Linked DNA regions of Homo sapiens: region 2 is linked to region 1. Evidence: chromatin contacts called from ENCODE Hi-C or POLR2A ChIA-PET data. All regions are on one chromosome and are shown on one strand. Each heading gives the region's core, a stretch centred on a gene start or an enhancer-like site at or near the end of the contact. The rest is flanking DNA. Distances are from core to core; before and after follow the strand shown.

Evidence for each region. Hi-C counts contacts between places; a loop is a spot of excess contacts on that map. ChIA-PET counts read pairs that join two places held with the same protein, here RNA polymerase II (POLR2A). Pooled maps may share reads with other maps.
Region 2: a loop to region 1 is called in a map of gastrocnemius medialis, with 2.1 times the contacts of the local background. The contact joins two enhancer-like sites. A Hi-C loop is called at or near these places in 3 of 168 maps with a recorded cell type or tissue (gastrocnemius medialis, mammary epithelial cell and psoas muscle) and 8 of 50 pooled maps. POLR2A ChIA-PET finds 5 or more read pairs at or near these places in 2 of 52 experiments (AG04450 and MCF 10A).

The regions. Positions count from the first base shown.
Region 1 is chr17:69,606,949-69,612,276 of GRCh38, forward strand. All of the region lies in intron 2 of LINC01483 (long intergenic non-protein coding RNA 1483), which reads left to right. Among named protein-coding and RNA genes, the nearest start is that of LINC01483, 16 kb to the left of the region's middle. RefSeq lists enhancers at 1-1,189, 265-534. Within about 2 kb of position 2,168, at least 8 of the 41 ENCODE cell types and tissues checked have a DNase peak (open chromatin) inside an H3K27ac peak, as active enhancers do; they include gastrocnemius medialis, where a contact is called at or near this core.
Region 2 is chr17:69,730,477-69,735,804 of GRCh38, forward strand. The region is part of intron 3 of LINC01483 (long intergenic non-protein coding RNA 1483); the gene reads left to right. Among named protein-coding and RNA genes, the nearest start is that of LINC01483, 140 kb to the left of the region's middle. Within about 2 kb of position 3,280, at least 4 of the 41 ENCODE cell types and tissues checked have a DNase peak (open chromatin) inside an H3K27ac peak, as active enhancers do; they include gastrocnemius medialis, where a contact is called at or near this core.

The DNA of each region.
Region 1 (5,328 bases), core at 918-3,417:
GGAAGCAGTCCCTGAGTGTGAGCCTAGCAAAGACTCTCTTCTTAGAAATCCTCCCTAATTTGAAACATAGTGGTTAAAATTCAGAAGCTGGGTCTCTGTGCACGTTATCTAACTGCTTGGCACACAAAGGTTTGTCAAATAAAAGACAGGCAGGTGATGAATGCATTGAGAATTGTTGTCAATCCTACCTAAAGTTCCACAGACTTAGAGAACATGTCTTTCTACCTGACAACCATTCAGAGCAGTTTGGCTGTTCCAACTCGCGTCCTCAATTTCATCATTCAAAATCTGTGAGACCGATACTGAGCTCTCATGGAAGACTGGCTCATTTAATTGAACAATTTGGAAAACTGTTGAGTTGAGGAAATGTATACAGAAGCTAGGTGGCGCTGGCGGCCACAGGCTGCACAAGATAATCCTCTGCATGTCAGAACATGCCCTGTGCCCAAAGGACACAGCTGTGAAACCTTTCTGAAGAGTTTAGTATCAGATACAGGGAGAATGATTTGAAACAAAAGAGAAATACAGAAATTCCACAGCATCACTTTCAGACTGTCCAACATTACCCATTCCTTCTGACATAAACATGAAAACCCATAAAGCACAATTTGTATTTATCTATTTTCTAAATAAACTCCTCCTGGTCATTTGCTTTTTGAATATTCTGTTTGGTCTCTTTGGTTTTGCAATCACCACTGACTTGGAGCTCCACAGAAAAACCAGAAGTTCCAAAATAGCAATCGGAAGAGAACTTGGTTTCAGTCCCTTTTCCATTAATGCCTATTTTCCACAACCACATAACCTGTGCATTTGGAATATTTTCCCAATAGCACTGGCTTTCATAAGCTGTAGTGACTGTCAGGAAATAAAACTGCTTTGGTGGAAAGACCAGAATTATATAGCTGAGAACACAGGAATGTTAAACCAGCCTTCGAAGTCTTGCAGAATAGGAGAGAACAAAAGTGGGCTGTGTCAGTGAGGCAGGTTTAATAGAAATAGAACATTTATGAATTTCTAGTCACATCTTCTGACCAGATAATCTTCTACAGAGTCATTTAGCTTATGTATGGGAGATACGAATCTTACAAGTGGAAGATGACCATGCCTAAGTCAGAATATAATAGTCTGACAAAATTTTCTGCTTTATGTATGCTTATGGAACTTGTTTTATATATAGACATATCACATTTATATAGTCATTTAATAAATTTCATTCATTGAAAATAATACAAATGCATTACAATGAAAACAATCATTAGGTACGTACTTTTGGTTAATATTTCCAACTGTCCTGAAAGATGTGGTATAAATATATCTGTAATCCCTAGGGGTTTATTGCACAAGAAAAAAAGCAGAGCACACTGTTGATTTTTTTTTTTTTTGAGACATATTGGCTGGTAAAATGTTGATACTAATTAATTCTGAAGTGGAAACAGGCTTACAGGCTGGCAGACGGGTTATAAAATTTTTTTTTTTCCATTGGTCTCAGAATTGCTAGAATCTTTGTTTCAGCACCAGTAGCTCTGGTTTAGGTTAATATTTCTGCCTCCACTCAATACCATGTTATACACCCTCTTGCCTACTGTCAAAGGAGTTTGTTGAAGATAGTTTCTTTACCTGAGAAAGAATACCATTCTCCTTTACTCCTCTTTTACCATGTCTCCTCTTCTACCTGACCAGTGTACATATTTGTCAACTCTTTTTCCAACCTGTTAGCATGTTACTGATGGAGGGCTTCACGGAAGAAGCATGGAGTTGAGAATTTCAACTTTTACTTCTGTTACAGGAGTGGCCTTCAGCCTCACTTAGATAGAAAGGGCCACAATAAACTCAGAGGAGTAATAGGCTCAGAAATGGTGGACAACATACTCATCTTATTTATCACTGGGTTTCTGGCCCTTGATGCAGTACTTGGTATTTAGTCAGTGCTCCTTGCTAAGCTGCTTGTTTGTGTCTGCTTCCACATTCCAAAGATATGAGGATATGAGTTTGAATAGAGTATGAGATAGTTAACAAATATGAAACCAGTGGTATTGAGCACCAACAACATACAGAGCTGTATTAGAAACTGAGAATTGCAAAAAATGATATATTTGTCCATGTTTCCCAAGAGGTTACCTATTAATACATAACTACATATTTGTAAGAAGACATTATAGCATATTGCCTGTGAACCATCTGCCTCAGCTTCTAGTTGTTTCCTCTGATTCAGCTAGCCAAATGCCACAAGAAACCACAAAGCCAATTTGTGTTCTTGGATAACTGCGTGCAACACCCATTAGCTTTCTATGGGCAGGATTTGGCGCAGAGAACTCATCTGTTGCCAGTGCTCAAAAGAAAGTCAGGATTAAATAAACCTATTTCTGTATTCTTACAGGCGTGCCTATGAATCCATGAGGCTACAGTCACGATGGCATACTTGGCAAGCTCAGGGCACTGTTATCTTTTGAATTAATTTTGTGACCTGTTATAAATGCAAGTTCCCTTACTGTGTTTCAAAGGCTTTTTGCTCCCTATTCCAATGTCACAAGTTTTCTTCTATGACAAAGATCGTGTTAGCTTAATTTTTTTGCTACATTGTGATTTTTTTTGATATTGCATTATAGCTCCTTCCCCTTTTGGCATACATGCATTCATAGCTAAATTATGGAGTGACTGGGGTTTCCTTCCCTTGGCATGATTTACCTCTGGTCAGATTATTCCTTGTTGTGGGGGACTGTCTTGTGCATTGTAGGGTATTTAGTAGCATCCCTGGCCCTTGCCACTAGATGCCGCTAGAATTTCCTGCCCCTAAAATGTCTCCAGAATTTGCTAAATGTTGGGATAGGGAAGGATTGCCACCTGTCGAGGACCACTGATTTATATTAATGTAACTTTTCTGCATAAAACCATTAAATACCATTACTCAAGGGATATAAGCTGGCTAATGATTTTCTCTGCGGCATTTAGCAAAAAATCCATCTGGTGAAAATACCAGTGAAGAGGAACAGAAACAATTGTAAATCTTCAAAAATCATTCCTTGAGCAAGAAAATGCCTTGGGCTAGCCACTGCCTTCCCCATTCACCCTGACCCCCACCCCAAATACAACATTTTATTTTTAACCATCTAAGTAAGGCTGATGTTGCTGATGGATAACAGCTGCTGTATTAGTCTGTTCTCACACTGCTATGAAGAAATACCCAAGACTGGGTAATTTATAAAGAAAAGAGGTTTAATTGACTCAGTTCTGCATGGCTGCGGAGGCCTCAGGAATCTTACAATCATGGTGGAAGGCATCTCTTCACAGGGTGGCAGCAGAGAGAATGAATGCAAGCAGGGGAAATGCCAGATGCTTATAAAACCATCGGATCTCTTGAGACTCACTCATTATCACGAGAACAGCATGGGAGAAACTGCCACCATGATCCGATTCCCTCCACCTGGTCCCACCCTTGACACATGAGGATTATTACAATTCAAAGTGAGATTTGGGCGGGGACACAGAGCCAAACCATATCAGCTGCAGAGATCTCTGGGTGGAGTGTTATGTGAGTGAGCTTGCTACAGATTGGAGTGAGCCACTGAACTGTTAGGGGCATTTTTCTGATTAGAATTGCATTCTGCTATCTTTGAGTTTCTGCTGAGGTTGCTTGTCATTACATTGGCAGGCAGATAGAAACTATGAGATATGCTATTGTAAATGCATTATTTTCTCTATTATTTATAGCTGTGAGTAGGTAGTGATATAGGTGGTAAGAAAGCAACATCACAGATTTGATATGGTTTGGATTTGTGTCCCTGCCCAAATCTCCTGTTAAATTGTAATCCCCAATATTGGAAGTGGGGCCTGGTGGGAGGTGACTGGATCATGGAGGTGGAATTCTCATGAATGCTTTAGTATCATCCCCTCTTGGTACTGTGTCGTAAGTTCTCACAAGATCTGGTTGTTTAAAAGTATGTGGCACCTCCCCCGTCCCTCTCTCTCTTGCTCCTGCTCTGGACATATGAAGTGCTGGCTTCCCCTTTGCCTTCCACCATGATTGTAAGTTTCCTGAGGCCTCCCTAGAAACCAAGCAGATGCTGTCATTCTTCCTGTACAGCCTGCAGAATTGTGAGCCAATGAAACCTCTTTTCTTTATAAATTACTCAGTCTCAGGCCTTTCTTTCTTTCTTATTTCTTTTTTTTTGTTTGTTTTTGAGACAGAGTCTGGCTCTGTCACCCAGGCTGGAGTACAGTGGTGTGATCTTGGCTCTTTGCAACCTTCACCTCCCAGGCTCAAGCCAACCTCCCACCTCAGCCTCTAGAGTAGCTGGAATCACAGGTGTGTACCACCACGCGTGACTAATTTCTGTATTTTTTGTAGAGACAGGGTTTCACCCTGGTCTCAAACTTCTGAGCTCAGGCGATCTACCTGCTTCAGCCTCCCAAACCGCTGGGATTACAGGTGTGAGCCACCATGCCCAGCCTAGGTATTTCTTGATAGGAGCGTGAGAACAGACTAATACAAGATTGAAAGGAGGAAGGCCAAGGCAGGTGCTAGTAGTTAGATATATATAAGTGCAGTCGAGAATCAGGAATAAAGCCTTGCCAACTGCCCTCTCAGTAGTTTAAAACCTTCAGAAATCTAAATTTAGCAGTTTTATAGGTGATTACTAAGAATTTGTCTCTGCCAGCCAAAGTCAAGAAAGCAAAGAAGAGAATCGTGGTTGCCAGGGGCTGAGGGGAGGGGAAAATGGGGAGTTGCTAATCAAAGGGCAAAAAATCAGTTATGCAGGATGCATAAGCCCCAGAGATCTGCTATGCAACATTCTGTATGTGCACAGCAATTACTATATTGAACACTTAAGAATCTGGTGGGAGGGTAGATGTGGTAAGTGTTAAGTGTTCCTTACTACATTAAAATTTAAAAAAGAAAAAAAAACAGTATGTATGACCTTGTGGGGGAAAAATAAAAAACCTTTAGGTAAAAGAGGTCAGTTTTTTTTTCCTTTTTTTTTATAATCATTTTTTTAATTTTATTATTATTATACTTTAAGTTTTAGGGTACATGTACACAATGTGCAGGTTAGTTACATATGTATACATGTGCCATGCTGGTGCGCTGCACCCATTAACTCATCATTTAGCATTAGGTATATCTCCTAATGCTATCCCTCCCCCCTCCCCCCACCCCACAACAGTCCCCAGAGTGTGATGTTCCCCTTCCTGTGTCCATGTGTTCTCATTGTTCAATTCCCACCTAGGAGTGAGAACATGCAGTGTTTGGTTTTTTGTCCTTGCGATAGTTTACTGAGAATGATGATTTCCAATTTCATCCATGTCCCTACAAAGGACATGAACTCATCA
Region 2 (5,328 bases), core at 2,030-4,529, 120 kb after region 1:
GGTAGTAACAAATCACCCCCAAATTTAGTGGCTTAGAAAAAGAAATCATTGTTTTTCTTATGATTCTACAGATTATTGACTGGGCAGTCCTGCTTCATGGAGTGTCACTGTGGGATGTCTGGAAGGCCCCAAATGTCTTCACTCACATAGCTGGCAATTGGTGCTGGCTGTGGCCTGGGAGCCCTACTGGGGCTATGGACCAGGGCCCTTGATTCTCCTCTCTGTGGGCCTTTGCAGGTCGCTTTTTGGGTTTAGTAACAGCATGGTGGCTGGGTTTCATGGAGGAACAGTTCAAGAAGACAAGCCCCAGTGTGCAAGCACGTATTCAAACCTCCACTGCATTATTCTTGCTAACATCCTATTGGTCACAGCTAGTCACAGGGCCAAGTCAGACTCCAAATGGATAGAGACTTACAAGTGTATGCATCTGAGAGTCATCGTTCAATGGGATCCCCCAAATGTCACATTAAATGAGATAATAGATGAAAAATGTTTTATGGTCTTTAATGCATGTAGTTAATGCTCAGTAAACATTTGAATAGTACTTCTGTTGAAGGAAATTTTGACAGTTTTTTTTCATCAAAATTAAAATGGTTACATTTCTGACACTTTTTGTTACCATATTTGGGTATTTCTTCATTCTTAAAAGATTCTTCAGGATTCTCAAAATTTCTATGTGGCCCAGCCTTCTCTCTTTCTCCAAGTGCCCCCGGTTCGTGTCTCCAGGGACCTTACAGTAACTAAGACAACCACTGCAAAATAGTATTTCAGGTTAGGCATTCAGTGGGCCCAGAATGAGATCGGTTAGCTTGGGAAAGCATCGCAGAAGAGAAAGCCTTAGAAGTTCTTAGGTGAAGAGAAATAACCATTCTGTCAGTTCTGGAATCTCTTGATTTTGCAGAAGAAGAAACTGAAGCTTAGAAAGGAAAAGCTATCTGCCTAAAATCACCATCAGTGAGCAATAGAGAATTGGAACCACTTTTTTTCTGATACATTCATCCATTCACAAATATGTATTGAGTGTTAAGCACCATATGACGCTTGTTATATATGGAAGAAAACAAAAGGGATATGCCCTCAACTTTGTGGCCTTTATGGTCTAACCTAGGGTAAAGATAGTAAATAAGTGAACTAACCATCCAAAATTGTGATAGACACTTTGAACAAACCCAACAGAGCAGAATGATAGAGAATGGTGTTGGAAACATGGAGAGTCAGGAAAGGGTTTTCTGGTGATATAAAATTTAAGCTGCATCCCAAAGGGGAACTGAGAGGGCGCCAGCCCTGAGAAGATCAGAACCACATCCCAGACAGAGGGAGCAATATTTGTCAAGGTGCTGAGCCTGGAACAATTTTTATGTGTTAGAGGAAATAAAAGGAAAAAAATTCCGTTAGTGGGACCACTGAGAATGAAGAGGTGAGATGCACCTGACTAACTTGGAGAGGTAGGGGAGATGCACCTGACTAACTTGGAGAGGTAGGAGGGATCAGAACCTGCAGGGCCTTTGGGGTCATGGAAAGAAATTTGAATTTTATTTTAGATACAGTAGGAAGTCGCTGAAGTTTTTAAGAAAAAGAGCAACTTAATCCAATTTATATTTTTAAAAGGCTTACTCAACACATGTTGATTGAAAATCTATTTATTTGCCAAGGACTCTGCCAAGTGATATTGTAGCAGAAAAATAACATATGGCTCTGGAGAGGCATCTATAGCATAATAGATTGGAGTGTGTGTGGGGGGAAGAAAGACACATCCATTAGTGACAACATAAGTGTGGTAAGTTACACAACAGACTGTTTTCTGCGTTGCTCACAAAATCTTCCTCCGTGAACCTGTCTGTGGTCTCACTGAAATGACAGCTTTAGCTGGCTAGTACCATGGAACCCAGTTTCCCAGACATAGGCAATTCATCCAGGGTGAGACACTGGTCCAGGCTGGAGCCATTATAGACCAGGAACACATTAGAATCTCCCTTAAACATTAGTTAAACAACACAGAGAATGTAATCATTAATGGTGATCACTGAGCCTTGAAGATGATAAAGCCATGAGGCTATTGTTTATGTTGGACACTGTGCAATCAGAGGTGGTTGGTCAGCTAAAAGAAGAATCAGAAGAGAGGCAGACAGAAAGCAGATGAGAAACAGATCACAATATTTGAAAGGCATATTTAAAAATATAGATTCCTAAGGGGCTTCCCAGTTCCAATCTTTGCAACTCTGTATTCATTTTAGTCTTTGCCTGTGAAATTTCTTACCACACCCTTAAGGGATATCAGTGTCTCTCCCTGCCTCCTCATACTTGAGATGGGTCTACAAAGATTTGTAGGCTTTTCATGGTCAGAGAGGCAGGAGAAGGGTATTCCAGGCAAAAACAATAGTCTATTTAAAGGGACAGAAGCATAAGCATTCTAAAGGCGAGCTACTTCAGAAGGTGGTTTCAGTAAACACTGTATGAAATGTTGGCTGGGAATAAGAAGACCACCAAGCTTGATGACTGAAGCTTAGTGAAGGGAAGTTGAAAAGCTATTTGGAATGAAATCTCCACTTACAAGTCAAATAGTTGATGGTGATGGAAAAAGTATACCTTACTGAATTCTTTAAGTAATATAAAATTCCCGTGGACAATTTTCAGCACCAAACACACTACTTGGCATTTAGCAGGTATTCAGTAAATATTCGAGGTGTGCATATTGTCTTTATTTTTCATTTCCTCCAGTTCACAGCCAGTAGTAAACAAGGGCATATTACAAATTGAGATCCAAGTTGGGTTAAGTACACAGGTAAGCACTGAAACATGCAAGAGTATTTGCAATAAGAAGCTCAAATTCTATTCCACCATGAATAATAAGCTGAATTCCAGTTGGCCAATCTCCATTCCTTCCCAAAAGTGTTGAACTGGTAACCTGCTCACCCTCATTCCTCTTGGAATTTACAGATGTGTGCCGGACAGTGTGGGAAACAGTGTTTTACAGCAGCAATTAGTTTATTCCTGGGGTAAACAGTAGAACTTTAGGGATAATTGCAGCAAGAAATTTGTTCCCTATTGCAGTGTGAATAACCTACAGGCAGCCAGTTGGCTGCTTGCCCTACAAATCCCAAAAAGGACATTGGCAACTGTTTTGCATTTGTGCCCAGTAGGGATTTGCAGATGCACAGTGGGGAGAGGAGAAAAGATGGGCTGTGTTTTTACCAATGTTTGCAAAGCCAAGGATGGCTTTCCAGGACAGGTTAATTCAGAAGCGGGAAATTTGGGTTTGTGTAAGGGGACAGCTTGCTTCTCTTTAAGATGGAAGCTGCAGCTCGAGTGCCAGTTGGCAGCTCCTGAGTCTGCTATAGGGCCAACACACATGCAGGCAGCAGAGTCACTTAATCCCTTTGACTTTGCTATTTCCTGCCTATGACTGTACTAAGCTTGTTGAAGCCTGAAGCAACATGTGACTATGAGATTGTGGGCAGCCAGGAGCCAGTCTTCCACAGCCTTGGACAAACTGACTGTACCACCCTCTACAATTTGCTTCCTAGCCAAGGTTGGCTATTTCCCCAAATTTCTCTTTCAGGTGTGGCATTATAGAGACCATTATTACTGTTGTTGCTGCATTTAAGAGAACACAGACACAATAGTTTCCAGCTTGCTTTTGTACATAGTTTCCCTAAATATGTTACTATCTCCAGTGCAGGCTCCAATTTGAAATGTCATCACAGGCAGCAGCAATGTCACATATTTTTATGGCATTTTCTCTTATGATCGTTGTGTAATTATACTTTAATATTTAGGTGTGGACATTAAGGAAGGGGTTATTTCTGTCATACAGAAGGGAAAAATTACTAGGAAAATACATAAAAAGTTAACTTTGTAGTTGATGTTGGAGATAGTGATTTCTATTACTACAGATCATTTAATCTTTCCTTGTGAGTGGGAGAAGTGCAGTCTTGCTTTATTAATTGCTAATAATTTTCCCATATAAACTCAGAGAACCTCAAAAGTGGTTACTGTGCCTTCTGTATCTCTTGCCTCCTAATTGATTTCCCTGCATCCGTCCCTGGGTCCCTTTCCCCTATCCTCAATCTGTTCTATATACATGGCAATTCTAATCATGACAAGCTTAAATTAATTTAATACTATCCTATTATCTTTGGGATAAAGATCACACGTGCTTCCTGAGGTCAGCCTTCTTAGCATGGCCGAAAAGGTCCTACCTGATTTGGCACCAGTATCATCTCTCAGGCACTCACAAACCCATTCTCCACAATTCAGTCTTTTCTGCTGGTCTTTTCTTCTGATTGTCTAATGCATGTGATTCTTCTTGCCACAAGACCATTGCACATTCCATTCCAGCTTCCTGGAATGCTCTTCCCACTGGTCTCTGTAAAAGTTAACTGCTTCTTATCCTTCAAATCTCAGCTCATGCTTACTCTCTTCCCTAATTTCCAGACTTACTCAGATTACCCTGTCACTCCCTCAAACAGCATCTGTAAATCTCCTTCTTAACTCTGATCACAATCTGTCATCCTACAAGATGACTTTGTAGGATGACTTTGTAGGGAGTACTTAGCTGATGCCTACTTTTCCTCCTCAATAAAGACAAGGACTCTATTTCCAGCACTATCATGACCCTGGTGGAGGAAGACCGTGGTGAACTCTATGCAAAGAAAGCATGAATCAAGTCAAGAAGGAGGTGCCAAATTTAAAGTTAAAAAGAAGCAGAATGAAAAGCAACTGAGGAAAACAATTCTAAAGGGGCTTTAAAGCAAACAAGTCAAGATCAGTATCAATTTTAGTTTGAAGGAGCTGATGGACAAGATGTGAATTTCCAGTGAAGCAGGCTCTGAACTTCATTTTGAAGTTAAAAATTGACTCGGGTTCAGAGACAGCATTAGAGAGGTAGGATCACTCATCTCCAAACAAAGGGCATTTTCTTTTATTTATATATATATATAAAACAGATATATAAATATATTATATATATTTAATAATATATATTTAATATTTATATGATATATATTATATATAATTTATATATTACATATATATTACATATATATACAAATATATATAAAATATATATATATATTACAAGTTATTGGGGTGCAGGTGGTATTTGGTTACATGAGTAAGTTCTTTAGTGGTGATTTGTGAGATTTTGGTGCATCCATCACCCAAGCAGTATATACTGCACTATGTTTGTAGTCTTTTATCCCTCGCCCCATCCCACTCTTCCCCCAAAGTCCATTGTATCATTCTTATGCCTTTGCATCCTCATAGCTTAGCTCCCACATATCAGTGAGGACATACAATGTTTGGTTTTCCATTCCTGAGTTATTTCAC